Regions from separate parts of the Homo sapiens genome. Here region 2 is linked to region 1. Evidence: read pairs that join two places in POLR2A ChIA-PET (ENCODE). Cell type or tissue: OCI-LY7. All regions are shown on one strand. Region 1 overlaps TBC1D5 (TBC1 domain family member 5). Region 2 overlaps TBC1D5 (TBC1 domain family member 5).

Region 1 (8,000 bases):
AGCATTATTTTTCATATTCCTGAAAATCTGTTTTCCCCCCTCTTTAATATTTAAGAAACACACACAGGTTGCCGACAACTCTTAGAGAGCGGCTTGTGTTGTAGTTTTCACTTTCTCGGCTGTGAACAAGTGCATATGTGAGGGCTGGTCGTGCATGCACAAGCATGTACTTTGCCTGCATTAAATAAAATCACAACACAACACCAAGTACATCCACTCATTCATGTGTGCCTGCAGTCCACCTCGAGGAGACTGAAAATATAAATACAAGCTGCTATTTTGGTGTGATCACAGGAATATGGCAGCTTGTATTTTTTTTTTCTCTTTAACATTTTAACACTGGGCAGATTGTCGGCATTAACACACACCAAAATCAATTCTGCTCTGAAATTGCTTGTAAAATCCTTCTTCCCAGAGGAATTTGTTTTTTATTTCAATAAAAAATGGGCTTGGAGGAAACTGTGTAGGAGATACCGACATTTAGGACATCTTAACTTTGTAAAGTGTGACATCAATGGACCAAATTACTGGGAGTATTTCTTTTTCAAAATAGGAACTGAGAAAGAGGATCTTTAAATTAAAAAAAAAAATCAATAAATTACTCAGTAAAATAACTTTCGAATATGCTTAACATAGAAAAAAATTCAAAACTAATCTAGTTTCCATCCACATACTACAATGTAACATAATAACTACATTTGACCAAAAATTCAGGAAAGATTTACTGTAAAAATTCATGTCATTTTCTAAAGGTGAGAGAAAAGAAATAAAAGTAAATGTTTCACAGAGGCCATATCTAAAAGTTCAACATGAATAAAAAGCAAAATGTAGACATTTACATTACATATTACACAAAAATAAAACAATAATGAATTATCATTCCAATTTTAATATTTGTGCTGCTGGGGCGAGCATAATAATGAATTATCTATACAGCACTGTCCAAAGAACTTTCTGTAAGAATGGAAGTATCCTCTGTAAGAGTTGTCCAGTACAGTATATACAGTAGCCATTATCAGCTATAGCTACTGTGATGACTAAAATTTTTAATTTTATTTAAATTTATATTTAAACAGCCACATATGCCTGGTATCTACCAAACAGTACAGCACATATCTATAATTTTTAAAAAAGAATTTAAAGAATTTTTTTTTACTTCCCTACCTGCTCCTTTTCTCTTGCAAGCAATTATTAATGAATCCAGAAAATATCAAATAAGGTGTGTTTTAATTGAGGAGACAAAGTTTGCTTGCAAAATATCAAATTATAAGACTTAAAAAACTGAGAAGACAAAATTTGCTTAAATAGATTATGTTTGAAGCATGGCATACATATACACTATAAACAAAAGGAAACATTAAGATGAGAAAGTTACTTTTTTTTAAGACAGGATCTCACTCTTTTACCCAGGCTGGAGTGCACTGGCATGACCACAGCTTACTGCAGTCTCAACCTCCTGGGATCAAGAGATCCCCCAACTGCAGCCTGCCAAGTAGATGGGACTACAGGTGTGTGCCACCATGTCTGGCTAATGGCTAATTTCTGTGTTTTCTGTGGAGACGGTTTTGCCATGTTGCCCAGGCTGGTCTCAAATTCCTGGGCTCAAGTGATCCTCCTGCCTTGGCCTCCCAGAGTGCTGGGATTGAAGGCATGAGCCAACACACCTGGCCCAAGAAAGCTGCATCTTTAAAAACTCACCATGGAGATACAAGTAAGAAAAAGAATAATTAAATTATGAATGAGCTACCTAAAATGTTAACTACAATAACTAGAAATACAAAAGATCAAATATTGAAGATGATAACAGCATATCAATAGGCAATCAGATAAACTTTTAAATATGGTCAAAGTTACAATTATAAAAGTCAGTTAAAGAAATTTAATCATTTAATTCAAGAGAGGGAAAACACATTTGAAGAAAAGATGAGACTATTTGGCAATAGCTTATAAATATGTTAATCTGCAAATGATGTTATAGATGCTGCATATATATTTTTAGAATAGACCTTGATAGACCAAATAACATACTTCTTTGGCATCTAATATGGAAATGATATTTTATCGTGAACTCACTATTTCCACCATTTTAAATAATACTGAATTTCTTTTAATGTTACAGCTTTTGAAACATGGCAACATTTGTTCAGAATAGACAATTCAAGTTCTAAATTAGAATGCTGTAAATGGAAATTCCTTGATTTACCTTTTGATTATCAGTTTTTTCAGTAATAAAAATGGGAATAGTAACAACCTCATTAGGTTAAGATAAAGAACAATTAATTGAAATGATTGCAAAACGCTTTGAGGCAAAAAAGGGTGACATAAAGGAATATTAAAATTGGCTGAAGAGGAAGATAATATTTAATACAGTGACGTATCCAGATCAAATAAATTAAATAATGATGGCAGAATCACAGCTCATGAAATCAAATTATCTTGTTTAAACTCATACTAGAAAGTTGATAATATTATTTTTTGAAGTGTGCTTATGTCTGTGAAAATTTAAAGATGTTTGAGATAATTACTAAAATTGAACAACACTGATCATCAGTGATAAGATTCACAATCAATGATCATTTATTAAGCATCAACTTGGTGATAACCAGTGAGACAAAAACAAGACTAGGTCCATGCCTTCAAAGGGTTTACTACTAGGTTTGAAAGGTAAGATCTGGGCTAACACAAGAGCTCTTGTACATACTGCTTCTCTTAATGACACCAATAATCCTGCATTGTAATTTTTTTTTCCTGTTTTCTCTGTAAGCTTCTTAAGGGTCCATATCACATTTATCTTGGCATCTCTAGTGCCTGGTACACTAAGGAGATCAATATAAATGTATTGAATACACTGACAGATGGACCTAAATAAATAAAAGACCAAACAAAATTAAATAATATTAAAAAGTTATTAAGAAAATTCTATAGAACACAGACTAGGCACAAATGATTTCCAATTGCCAAGACTGGAAAATGTTTCATAAACTTGGGTGATGAACTCAGGCCTTGAATGGTTAGCTGTTAGGAATCTAACAGGAAGCAGAGGGAAGCAGCATTCCAGCAGAGGAGAGCATGAAAGATTCCAAAACATTGAAAATGGAAAGCACAAAACCTGTTCATTGAATAATGCCAGAAGCACTTGTCTAAAAGGGAACTGGGTATGTATTAGAGAAACTGAGTAAGTCCATTCTTCTTCAGGGCACAGGGAGTCATAGAAAGTTCTGGATTAGGCAAATAGAGTGATTATAAATCTGCTTTGAGTAGAGTGATTAGGCTGTTAACACATGGAATGGACTGGAAGTGGAAAAACACTAGATCCCAAGAAAACAATTAAACAAGTAAGTGACTGTGGGCAGGAGGTAAAAAGGATCTGAAACAGAGCAGTAAAAACGGAACAGAAACTTATGAATGTGAGAAAACTACACATAATGATCCCCTAATTTGTATTTTGAAACATAAAATACATATCCCCAACCCATCTACCTACTCCTGTCTTTATTACTACATTTTTAGTCTAATAAATCGCTAACATTACCTAACTTGAAATACTCCAATAGACTCCTAGTTGCTTTTCCAGCTTCCATTCTTACATCCACCTTTGCCCCACTGCACAGCAGCCATAATTATCTTTGTAGGTATCATGCCACTGCTCAATGTCCTCCAAAAGCTTCCTATTGCAATCAGAATAAATCTTTACTTTTTACTGTGGTCTACAAGACTGTCCTGGCCTTTGCTCTCCTCTCAGATTTCCTTCTCTAAAGCACTTGCTCTAGCCGAACTGACTTCTTTTTGCTCCTCTAAACACTGAGCTCATTTTCATTGAGAAACTAACCTTGCCCTAGCTACTCCCTCTGTCTACATGTTCTTGCCCTAGTTCTTCAGATGTCTGGCCTTTAAATTTTTTCACATCTCAGCTCAAATGTCATCTTCTCAAAGATGTCTTCTCCAATCACTATTCCTAAAGTAGCCATCCCACTGGCTACTCTCCTTCTAGCTATCTAGTTACTCTGCCTTATTTCTTCAGAAAAATGATCACCCTCTGTAATTATTCTCTTTATCTATACATGCTTACTGTCTCACCACTCTCCCCGACACCACACTAAAATATACAACCTGTGATGGCAGCATCCTATCTGTGTTATTCACCACTCCACTCTGTCCCCCACAGTGCAAAGGGCAATTATGGAACATAGCGATGCTCCATAAATATACATTTTTTCAAAAATTCTTATCACAAAGCTAGAAAACAAGTAACACTTTATAACCTTATCTGGGCTGTACTTCTTTTATATTATTAGGAAATTCCTCATAGACTGAAATGAAAATCATATATTTTAGATCATATAGTACCTTATAAAGATGTAAACTAAATTTATACAAGCTATTCAGCTTTTACAATTAAATAATTTGGTGGACTTAAAATAAGACTAACCGCCTTACCTCACAAGCTAAGTATTTGCCAGAAAATTTATATAGAAATGACAAGGAGACTTAATCTAAATGTGGAGAGAGCCATGGGAGAGTCTTCAAGAGAATAAGATATGGAACCCTCCTGTGATGGTTAATATTGAGTGTCAACTTGATTGGACTGAGGGATGCAAAGTATTGTTCCTGGGTGTGTCTGTGAGGGTGTTGCCAAAGGAGATTAAAATTTGAGTCAGTGGACTCAGAGAGGCAGCCCCATCCTCACTCTGGATGGGCACCATCTAATCAGCTGCCAGTGTGGCTAGAATAAAGCAGGCAGAAGAAGGTGGAAAGAGCAGGCTTGCTGAATCTTCCAGCCTTCATCTTTCTCCCACGGTGGATGCTTCCTGCCCTCGAACATCAGACTCCAAGTTCTTCAGGTTTTGGACTCTTGGACTTACACCAGCAGTTTGCCAGGGGCTCTTGGGGCCTTCAGCCATAGACTGAAGGCTGCACTGTCGGCTTCCCTACTTTTAAGGTGTTGGGACTCGGACTGGCTTCCTTGCTTGTCAGCTTGCAGATGGCCTATTGTGGGACTTCACCATGATCATGTGAGTCAATACTCCTTAATAAACTCCCCTTTATATATACATCTTTCCTAACAGTTCTGTCCCTCTAGAGAACGCTAATACATTTCCCTACTATTCTATCAACTATAGGGCCTCCTAGCTACCTTCTTTGGGTCACTGGTTTGCCATTTTAATTAAAATCAACTAGTAGAGATACATTTTAAGAAAAACACTGTATGTGTGTGTACATACACACACACACATGTATGTGTATAATATACATATATATGTATGTGTATAATACACATATATATGTATGTGTATAATACACATATATATGTATGTGTATAATATACATATATGTATAATATACATATATATGTATGTGTATAATATACATATGTATATGTATATGTATATGTATATATGTATCTGTGTATATATCTTGCATTTTTGTAAGAAAAAAACAGAAAATATAGAAGTTTTCAAGAACTAACACTTTCTTACATAACAAAGCAGAAATGTTCGAACTACGTAACTAAAATGATGAAAAAATTCCCAGTATCACTGCCTGTTTGGTGTGGCTATCAGAGGTTTATTTTCCCCCTTTCTTGTTTGCTATTTCTTTAAGTCAATCTGGCCCCCATGGCCTCTGACTCTGTGACTCGGCACCAGCGCTGTGGCCCCTTCATTTACATTTGATAACTGTAGAGAGATTAATTATAATCCTGCTCATTAGACAGATCAATCTGAAGTTGGCAAGTTTTTAAATATAACTACCTAGCATTTTTAAAAAGGGATGCCTTTACAGTTTAGTTAACAATATATACTGCACATTTTGTTTTTAAAAGGCCTGTTTACTACCACTGATTAACTATATACTTACTGAGGCAACTCCTTCTTTTGTTTTATTCAAATATTTACTGAGTACCAGGACTCCTGTGTGCTAATACAATGGTGCTCTACTTTCTGCACCTATATACTAGGGAGACCAAGCACTATCACCCATACCTCTGAGAGTAGCTTCCCTAACTGGGTTACTCCTGAGTTAACTGGATAACTCAAGCTAACCAAAATCATCCCAAACTTCCCACCCCATACCCTATTACCACTGCCAATTACCTGTGGTTTCATTTACTCTAAACCTGTGATTCCTCTGAATTATTTTCATTTTAAAGAAATTGTATTTGTTAAATATGTACTACAAACTTAGTAGTAGTTCATGTCATCTTATTATTCAGTATTTATAACTTGCAAAGAAATGAATATCAGAGAGCGAGAGGCCTTGACATTATAATAGATTTAGCAGGAATTGAACTAGGAGTGGAGCACACAGGCAAAGCTGCAGAAGTACTTGGAAGAAGCCACCAGAGATACTCACGATTCTGCACATACCTGGCTAATCCCAGATCCTAAGGATTACATTAAGTTTACTAACATTTATATAATGATTTATAGTTTAAAGTATAAACTTATCTAATTTACTATTCTGACAGATATTAATTAATCCTCAAATATCATAAGAGATGATTACTATTATCCCCATTTAACACAAGAGGAAACTGAGAGGGAAAGATGTTGAAGTAATTTTCCCACAATTACAGCATCCGTTAGTTACGACTCTATGATCTTCTGACACAAATTCCATTTACTCCTCACCCTATGACTCAGTCGAATATATCAAAGTTATGGACATTATGCTAAGTAACAAATTACCCTTTTATATAGTAAATACTGAGTAGATTGAGAGAAGAAATTGTTTGCAAACCTGAATAGCTTCAAGAAGAAGAGAAGTGAGGATAAGAATAACAGTTGTCATTTAACAAGTTTTAACAAGTAACTTGGTTAGAAAGGGATTCAAATGCATAAAGCAAGGGATAAATTTTTCTGGCAACAAGACTATACAATATAACCTTAAATATGACTTCAAATAATTGTTGGAACTTGATAAAACTAATTAAATATTATTGAAGATTATCAATATTATAAATGTAATTTACTTTTAAAAAGGGAACATAGAAATGTGTATCATTAGAGTAGAAAACAATCCTTATTATCACAATTTGTCAAAACAAGTTTGTTATTAACACAAGTAGAATACTGCATTCAATTAAGTTGACTGCAGATTTTGTGTTTTGTTAAAATTAGAAAGAGATAACAACAATTTGAATTATTGAAAGTAACATGTAAATAGTTCTACATACGTTCTTTTGACATCTTGTTCAATCATTGATCGAAGTTCTTTATCTTGGAAGAATTTGTTCCAAAGACTCTGAAATAAGGAAAACAATCTATTATATAGTCTCACACCTTTGTTTTACTTTTAGTGATTTCAATTTAATAATGTAAATGGTTAAAATTTATTCTTCTCTGAGATCATTTCACATTGCAGATAGAAAACCTGAGACTGGGGTAATTTTTATTAAAATCTAATTTAATCTCAGAAACACATCTTTATTCTAACATCAATTTTTCCAGTTTGATATTATCATATAAAGTCAGCCTTCCTCATCTGCAGGTTCCACAACAAAAATCCAACCAACTGTGGATCAAAAATATTGGGAAAAAATTAAAAATAGCAATACAACAATAAAAAAATACAAATCAGAAAAACAGCACAGTATAACAACTTTATTTAGCATTTACAATCTATTAGGTATTATAAGTAATCTAGAGATTATTTAAAGTATACAAGAGGATGTACACAGGTTATATGGAAATACTTATGCCATTTTATATAAGAAACTTCATCATCTGCAGATTGTAGTGCCCATGAGGGGCCTGGAACCAATCCCCTGTGAATAATGAGAAACTAGTATATATTCTCAAAATTTTTATTATCTATATAAAGTGAACAATACTTTTCACTGCCATATGCTACTGCTACTACCCCTGTAACAACAGAAAGGTGCTTGGATTACAGCAGGACTCATAGGCCAACTGTCCGCAGCTTGAACCTGACCTGAATTCCCAATGCACTAAGAAAGACGGGTTAAGTTTTTCTACAGAACTTGGTTTTATAATCCAGTA
Region 2 (8,000 bases), 53 kb before region 1:
TAATGTCAAGGCTGACTATTAAAATAAATTTTTCCTTATTCCAAAAGCAATCTGTATATGTCTCAGGAAAGCTAGCAAACAAAAGCATAAGCAAAAGGAAGAAAAAAAGATACCCCTAATCTCATTGCCCAGAAATTATTTTGGATTATGCTTTTCCAATTTTATTTTTATGCACATATAATATATAAACAAATTTACTTTATAATAAAAATATGACCATAACACGCATATTATAATCTTTTTTCTATGTCAACAAATATTAACCACTGAAGAGTCATTTAAAGTGAATGTATACTTTTCCCTTATATGTATATACTATTACCTATTAAATTATTCCTCTATTTTTAGGCATTTAAATTTATAGAATTTTTCAGTGTATCCTCTATTTCCTTCTCCTGCCTAATTGCCCTGGCCAGAACTTCCAACACTATGTTGAATAGGAGTGGTGAGAGAGGGCATCCCTGTCTTGTGCCAGTTTTCAAAGGGAATGCTTCCAGTTTTTGCCCATTCAGTATGATATTGGCTGTGGGTTTGTCATAGATAGCTCTTATTATTTGGAGATACGTCCCATCAATACCTAATTTATTGAGAGTTTTTAGCATGAAGCGTTGTTGAATTTTGTCAAAGGCCTTTTCTGCATCTATTGAGATAATCATGTGGTTTTTGTCTTTGGTTCTGTTTATATGCTGTATTACATTTATTGATTTGCGTATATTGAACCAGCCTTGCATCCCAGGGATGAAGCCCACTTGATCATGGTGGATAAGCTTTTTGATGTGCTGCTGGATTCGGTTTGCCAGTATTTTATTGAGGATTTTCGCATCAATGTTCATCAAAGATATTGGTCTAAAATTCTCTTTTTTGGTTGTGTCTCTGCCCGGCTTTGGTATCAGGATGATGCTGGCCTCATAAAATAAGTTAGGGAGGATTCCCTCATTTTCTATTGATTGGAATAGTTTCAGAAGGAATGGTACCAGTTCCTCCTTGTACCTCTGGTAGAATTCGGCTGTGAATCCATCTGGTCCTGGACTCTTTTTGGTTGGTAAGCTATTGATTATTGCCACAATTTCAGATCCTGTTACTGGTCTATTCAGAGATTCAACTTCTTCCTGGTTTAGTCTTGGGAGAGTGTATGTGTTGAGGAATTTATCCATTTCTTCTAGATTTTCTAGTTTATTTGCGTAGAGGTGTTGGTAGTATTCTCTGATGGTAGGTTGTATTTCTGTGGGATCGGTGGTGATATCCCCTTTATCATTTTTTATTGTGTCTATTTGATTCTTCTCTCTTTTCTTCTTTATTAGTCTTGCTAGCGGTCTATCAATTTTGTTGATCCTTTCAAAAAACCAGCTCCTGGATTCATTAATTTTTTGAAGGGTTTTTTTTGTCTCTATTTCCTTCAGTTCTGCTCTGATTTTAGTTATTTCTTGCCTTCTGCTAGCTTTTGAATGTTTGCTCTTGCTTTTCTAGTTCTTTTAATTGTGATGTTAGGGTGTCAATTTTGGATCTTTCCTGCTTTCTCTTGTGGGCATTTAGTGCTATAAATTTCCCAAATTGTCCCTGTTTGCAGACGACATGATTGTATTATCTAGAAAACCCGATTGTCTCAGCCCAAAATCTCCTTAAGCTGATAAGCAACTTCAGCAAAGTCTCAGGATACAAAATCAATGTACAAAAATCACAAGCATTCTTATACACCAACAACAGACAAACAGAGAGCCAAATCATGAGTGAACTCCCATTCACAATTGCTTCAAAGAGAATAAAATACTGAGGAATCCCACTTACAAGGGATGTGAAGGATCTCTTCAAGGAGAACTACAAACCACTGCTCAATGAAATAAAAGAGGATACAAACAAATGGAAGAACATTCCATGCTCATGGGTAGGAAGAATCAATATTGTGAAAATGGCCATACTGCCCAAGGTAATTTATAGATTCAATGCCATCCCCATCAAGCTACCAATGACTTTCTTCACAGAATTGGAAAAAACTACTTTAAAGTTCATATGGTACCAAAAAAGAGCCCGCATCGCCAAGTCAATCCTAAGCCAAAAGAACGAAGCTGGAGGCATCATGCTACCTGACTTCAAACTATACTACAAGGCTACAGTAACCAAAGCAGCATGGTACTGGTACCAAAACAGAGATATAGATCAATGGAACAGAACAGAGCCCTCAGAAATAACGCCACATATCTACAACTATCTGATCTTTGACAAACCTGAGAAAAACAAGCAATGGAGAAAGGATTCTCTATTTAATAAATGGTGCTGGGAAAACTGGCTAGCCATATGTAGAAAGCTGAAACTGGATCCCTTCCTTACACCTTATACAAAAATTAATTCAAGATGGATTAAAGACTTAAACGTTAGACCTAAAACCATAAAAACCCTAGAAGAAAACCTAGGCATTACCATTCACAGGACATAGGCATGGGCAAGGACTTCATGTCTAAAACACCAAAAGCAATGGCAACAAAAGCCAAAATTGACAAATGGGATCTATTTAAACTAAAGAGCTTCTGCACAGCAAAAGAAACTACCATCAGAGTGAACAGGCAACCTACAAAATGGGAGAAAATTTTTGCAACCTACTCATCTGACAAAGGGCTAATATCCAGAATCTACAATGAACTCAAACAAATTTACAAGAAAAAAACAAACAACCCCATCAATAAGTGGGCAAAGGATATGAACAGACACTTTCCAAAAGAAGACATTTATGCAGCCAAAAGACACATGAAAAAATGCTCATCATCACTGGCCATCAGAGAAATGCAAATTAAAACCACAATGAGATACCATCTCACACCAGTTAGAATGGCAATCATTAAAAAGTCAGGAAACAACAGGTGCTGGAGAGTATGTGGAGAAATAGGAACACTTTTACACTGTTGGTGGGACGGTAAACTAGTTCAACCATTGTGGAAGTCAGTGTGGCGATTCCTCAGGGATCTAGAACTAGAAATACTATTTGACCCAGCCATCCCATTACTGAGTATATACCCAAAGGACTATAAATCATGCTGCTATAAAGACACATGCACACGTATGTTTATTGCGGCACTATTCACAATAGCAAAGACTTGGAACCAACCCAAATGTCCAACAATGATAGACTGGATTAAGAAAATGTGGCACATATACACCATGGAATACTATGCAGCCATAAAAAATGATGAGTTCATGTCCTTCGTAGGGACGGGGATGAAATTGGAAATCATCATTCTCAGCAAACTATCGCAAGGACAAAATACCAAACACCCCATATTCTCACTCATAGATGGAATTGAACAATGAGAACACATGGACACAGGAAGGGGAACATCACACTCTGGGGACTGTTGTGGGGTGGGGAGAGGGGGGAGGGATAGCATTAGGAGATATACCTAATGCTAAATGACGAGTTAATGGGTGCAGCACACCAGCATGGCACATGTATACATATGTAACTAACCTGCACATTGTGCACATGTACCCTAAAACTTAAAGTATAATAATAATAATAAAAGAATTTTTCAGTATAATACTATTGCCAAAAAATCTTTAAAGCAAAAACTCTGTAGATCATTAATTATATGGTTTTAATAAATCCCAATAATACAATTGGATGGTAAAGTTTATACATAGCTTTATGAATTTTGAAACAAACTGTGAAATTGATCCTTTCCATGAAACCTTCCAAATATGGGGTACACTGAATTATTTTGGCTTCACCTTTGCTAACCTAATAAGCAAATATGACATACCCTTGCTTTAATTAGCATGGTTTTGATTACAAAGTTAATTTTTTTTCAAATGCTTATGGGCATATACATACACATACATCTAAAACTGTCTGTACCACCTGCCCATTTTTCTATTCAGTTACTAATCCTTTTCCTATTTATTTGTAAGAAATTTTAATATATTAAGGATATTAATGCTTTGCCATATACTTGTAAACATTTTTCCTAATGTACTGTCCTTCAATTGATAATGGTTTCCCATGATATATTGAACATTTTTATTCAGTAAAACCCATCAACATCTCCTTAATGGGTTTCTTGCATTGAAATCATACATAGAAAGGTCCAGCCATACCCAAGAATACATTAATATATAGCTACATTTTTCCTAGCTTTTTAAAGCAGTTTCCTTTCACGTTTAATTCTTACATTATATGGAATTAATTTCAGCATATGGAGTGGGGTATGCATAACAGATTTATTATCCATTGTCCCAAATAGATAATAAATTATGTCAACACTATTTACTGAATATTCTATCCTTCTATACAAATTTGAAGTCACCTTTATAATATTAACACACATAAGCATGGAGACCAGATTCAATAGGTGTTCACTATTAGTATAAGCTAATTTGTATAATATACTTGAATATATGGACTTTCTATTGTGTTCTACAGAATGGCTTGCCAATTACTGTGTTAGCTGACATTGTATGTAATTCAACACCAATTAAAATTTACCTTTATTTAAATTATATACTTTTACATGTATGTTTTACAACCTAAAGTTTTGTTTCTTTGGTTTACACAGATTGCTTTTCAAGAGGGTGGTACTTGGCCCAGGAGTCAGAGATAAGGTTTTGGATGTAGATCCTTCAAGTACCAACTATGTGAATTGGATATGTTACTCAGCTTCTTGATGTCTCAGGGAACAGTATTCGTTTTTGTCTAACTCATAGTGATGCTATGAGGGCATCTGATATCAAGCACCTGAAACCACTTGTTTAATGACTATATATATTTAAGTAAATTTGGTTTAGTCTGTCTTAATTCAAAATAATCTAGTCTTTTGAAATGCTCCTCATGACACAGTCACTTATTTCAGTAGTCACCTTTAAAACTGTTCTTGTTTCCTCTCAATATAGATAATTGAGAACTAACTATAGCAATTTTTCTCAGGTACAAATTAAATTAAAAAAAATTATTGACAAGTTACCTAAAATCATAAGCCTAAATTTTTTTTCTGACATAGCAGGAGGGAAGAGTAATAATAAACATGCCTCACTTTCTTAATTTCCTGAGATGAAGCAACTGAGTTGTAAAAATATAAAAATCCCTACACTTTCTATCACTTAAAAAAAAAAATCAAAGAAAGTCTGAGCTCGGAATTTTTTGAGTTTAGATTTAAATCTAAATTATCCCTTGGGACAAGAGTAGAGGCTCATGTCTGTAATCCTAACACTTAGGTGGGAGAATCACTTGAGCCCAAGGGCTTGAGATCAGCCTGGGCAACACAGCAAGACCTCATCTCTAAAAAACAACAACAAAAAAATTAGTCAGGTGTGGAGACACATCCCTGTAATTCTTGCTACTTGGGAAGCTGACGTGGGAGGATCCCTTGAGTCCAGGAGCTGGAGGCTGCAGTGAGCTACGATCACATCACTGCACTCCAGCCTGGGTGACAGAGCGAGACCCTGTCTCTACAACATAAAAAGTCGTCCATTAGATGGAGCCCCCCCACCTCATACTTACAATATCATCTTGGACTTTAAATTCTTGGGAAGAGACAAGTAAAATTTAAAGATCATTCATCACATTTAATAGTTCCATAATTAATTTATTCCAAAATAAGTTAAATTGGACAAATAATTTCTCCTATAATTGCAATAGCATTGTGTATTTGCTGAAAATCACCTTGGAACTATCACAGCCCCATGGAATTCTTCATGTAAAAGTACAACATTGCTTTAATAAATGCCTTCACTATCAATCTTTGACCAAATCCACTGCCTGCTAATATATTAAGCAAGCGATTCTCCATTTTTAGTGTATATGCAAATCTCCTGGGCATCTTGGTAAAATGCGAATTGTCAGTGGGCTACCCTGATATGGGACCTGGGGTTCTGCATTTCCACCAAGTTTGCAGGTGACGCAGTGTTGCTGGTCCTCGCACTACACTCTGAGTAGTAAGGGATGAAGAAATGCCTTTTAAACAAAACTGGCTATAATTATCACTGGCTTTAATTTACCTCTCATACAATTCTTCTTGGCTGTCTTTTTTTCTGATTTCTCTTGCCACTTTCCACTTTAGACTCAATTTCATTCATGGGGTCAATCTACTGGCCACAGTAGTTAATCATAAAGGCTGCAGGCAAAACGCACTAAATTCTAATAATCCTTTATTAGCCGTTGTGGAGTATATGACCCATTCCTACCAGAGATACCTGCCTACTTCATCAAAGATTCACCTGGATGGCACCAGAAGAAACCTGTTCTCTTCATTCTAAGTGTATTTTTTATGAATAGCTTTGAAATAAATTTGAAATTGAAACTGAAACAAAATACCACCAAACACTAGAATCTCTAAATTCTAGACTGAGATATTTGGTTATTAGGAATAGACAATCACAGGCTGAGTAACATGGAATTTAACTACAAATTCTATCATTACCTTGCAAAACGGGTAGAGAAAAAGGTGTATTAAAACTGAGAAAAAGAAATGGGGAAAAGTAGCAGAAACTCAAATAGGTGGAGTTGAAAATGAGATTAATGGCATCTGATGGAAATTATCCAAAACTGAAAGAAATCCACTTGCTTTCTTTGGGATTCTATACATACATGAGGAATTAATAAATGTCCCACAATGTTTTATTTTTGCTTCAATTAGTCTATCAGTATATATCAGTGGTTCACAAACTTTACTGTACATCAGAATCACTTTCAGGGCATGTTAAAACATAGATTCTTAGTCGCCTCTAACACTTTCTGGTTAAGTAGGTGGGTGGGACTGAAGAGTCTGAATTTCTGACAAGCTCTCAGGTGATGGCTGGTGCTGCTGGTTCTGGGATGACACTTGAGAATCACTGGTATACATTATTCTGAAAACCAGTTGTGTGTATGATTTTTCTGTTTAAAATAACTAATTACTACTTTTTAAATATCTGGGCTTTCATTTGAGTGATACTTCTCATTTCCCATGCATTTTAAATCAGTATGGTGATTGTAACTTTCTACCTAGTACGAAATACAAGTACAAGAAGCTTACAACATTGTTCTGTTTGACTGATGTATAGCAATGCTTAAAAACTTTTTAGAGGTTGGGGTTCCTAAAAATAAATAAGGGCAGGAAGATAATCAGCAGAGAGCTGAGAGGTTCCCAAATGAAAATTATTGTTTTGTCCTTTCCATTAAATTCTTAATGTCTTCAGCTGCAGAAGAGCTCATTTCTGAGGTTCTTCTTAGCCTTATGAGTTAATCGCACCAAGAGAAGTCACTTTAACTCACATGCCTTTAGGAGTAATGATACATTTAAACGATTAAACAATTAGGAAAAAAATGCATATCTCCCTAATGAAAGCAGTTAACACACAGATCCATGGTTTATATGAGTATCACAAGTCATTTGTAAATAACATGTTCATTTTAGATATGTAAAGAGTTCTGTCATGCCCTATGAAATAAATTATATTTTATTGTTGCCCGGGTGTTTCATAACTTTTATTTATTTACTGCAAGAGTGGAGAATTAAGATAGAGTAGTTTATTTCACCAAAAGACTGACAAATGGCTCATTAGACACTTATGGAGCTGAAGCTAATCGTACAACTTTTGTTGTTGTTGTATTAATTGTCATTGCTTGCTTAGCATGCTCACACTGGTGGTCATCAGCACCCATTTTTTACCACTATCCCACAAACTACTCCCCAAAAGAAAGAAATAATGAAAAGAAAAAAATAGATAAGAAAAAAAAGGAAAACAGAACTTAAAATATGATGTGGGTTAGAGAAACGCATGGGAGGAATGACAAAGAATAAAAGTGATAGCCTTTCCCCACTGGGCCACCAATAAACATCAATCCCAAACAGCAGTCACCTCACCTAACAGCTTGAGCCAGAGTCAAAGAGCTGCTTTTTTGTTATTCAGATTAAATATCATTTACATTATATACTTTTTTATTTCACCAGAGACATAAGCTCAGAATTGATTGAATGTGTACTACCTGCATGTAATGATTTCTCCTTTTTTACAATCATGTGCTAACGTTGCTCAGT

What was found. Peaks named below come from ENCODE experiments on the same cell type or tissue, not always from the same donor. Only the 100,000 strongest peaks of a DNase experiment are listed, where the experiment ranks them.
Region 2: POLR2A ChIA-PET joins it to region 1 with 8 read pairs; 2 of 35 experiments call an interaction of 5 or more read pairs at or near these places.

What each region holds. Positions count from the first base shown.
Region 1 is chr3:17,396,007-17,404,006 of GRCh38, forward strand. TBC1D5 (TBC1 domain family member 5) reads right to left here. Exons shown (of 23, transcript NM_001349074.2): 8 at 7,175-7,242. Among named protein-coding and RNA genes, the nearest start is that of TBC1D5, 340 kb to the right of the region's middle. In OCI-LY7, no CTCF peak of the experiment used is centred here; a DNase peak (open chromatin) is centred at 3,375; H3K4me3 peaks cover 874 bases; H3K27ac peaks cover 1,260 bases.
Region 2 is chr3:17,342,572-17,350,571 of GRCh38, forward strand. All of the region lies in intron 13 of TBC1D5 (TBC1 domain family member 5), which reads right to left. Among named protein-coding and RNA genes, the nearest start is that of PLCL2-AS1, 290 kb to the left of the region's middle. In OCI-LY7, no CTCF peak of the experiment used is centred here; no DNase peak of the experiment used is centred here.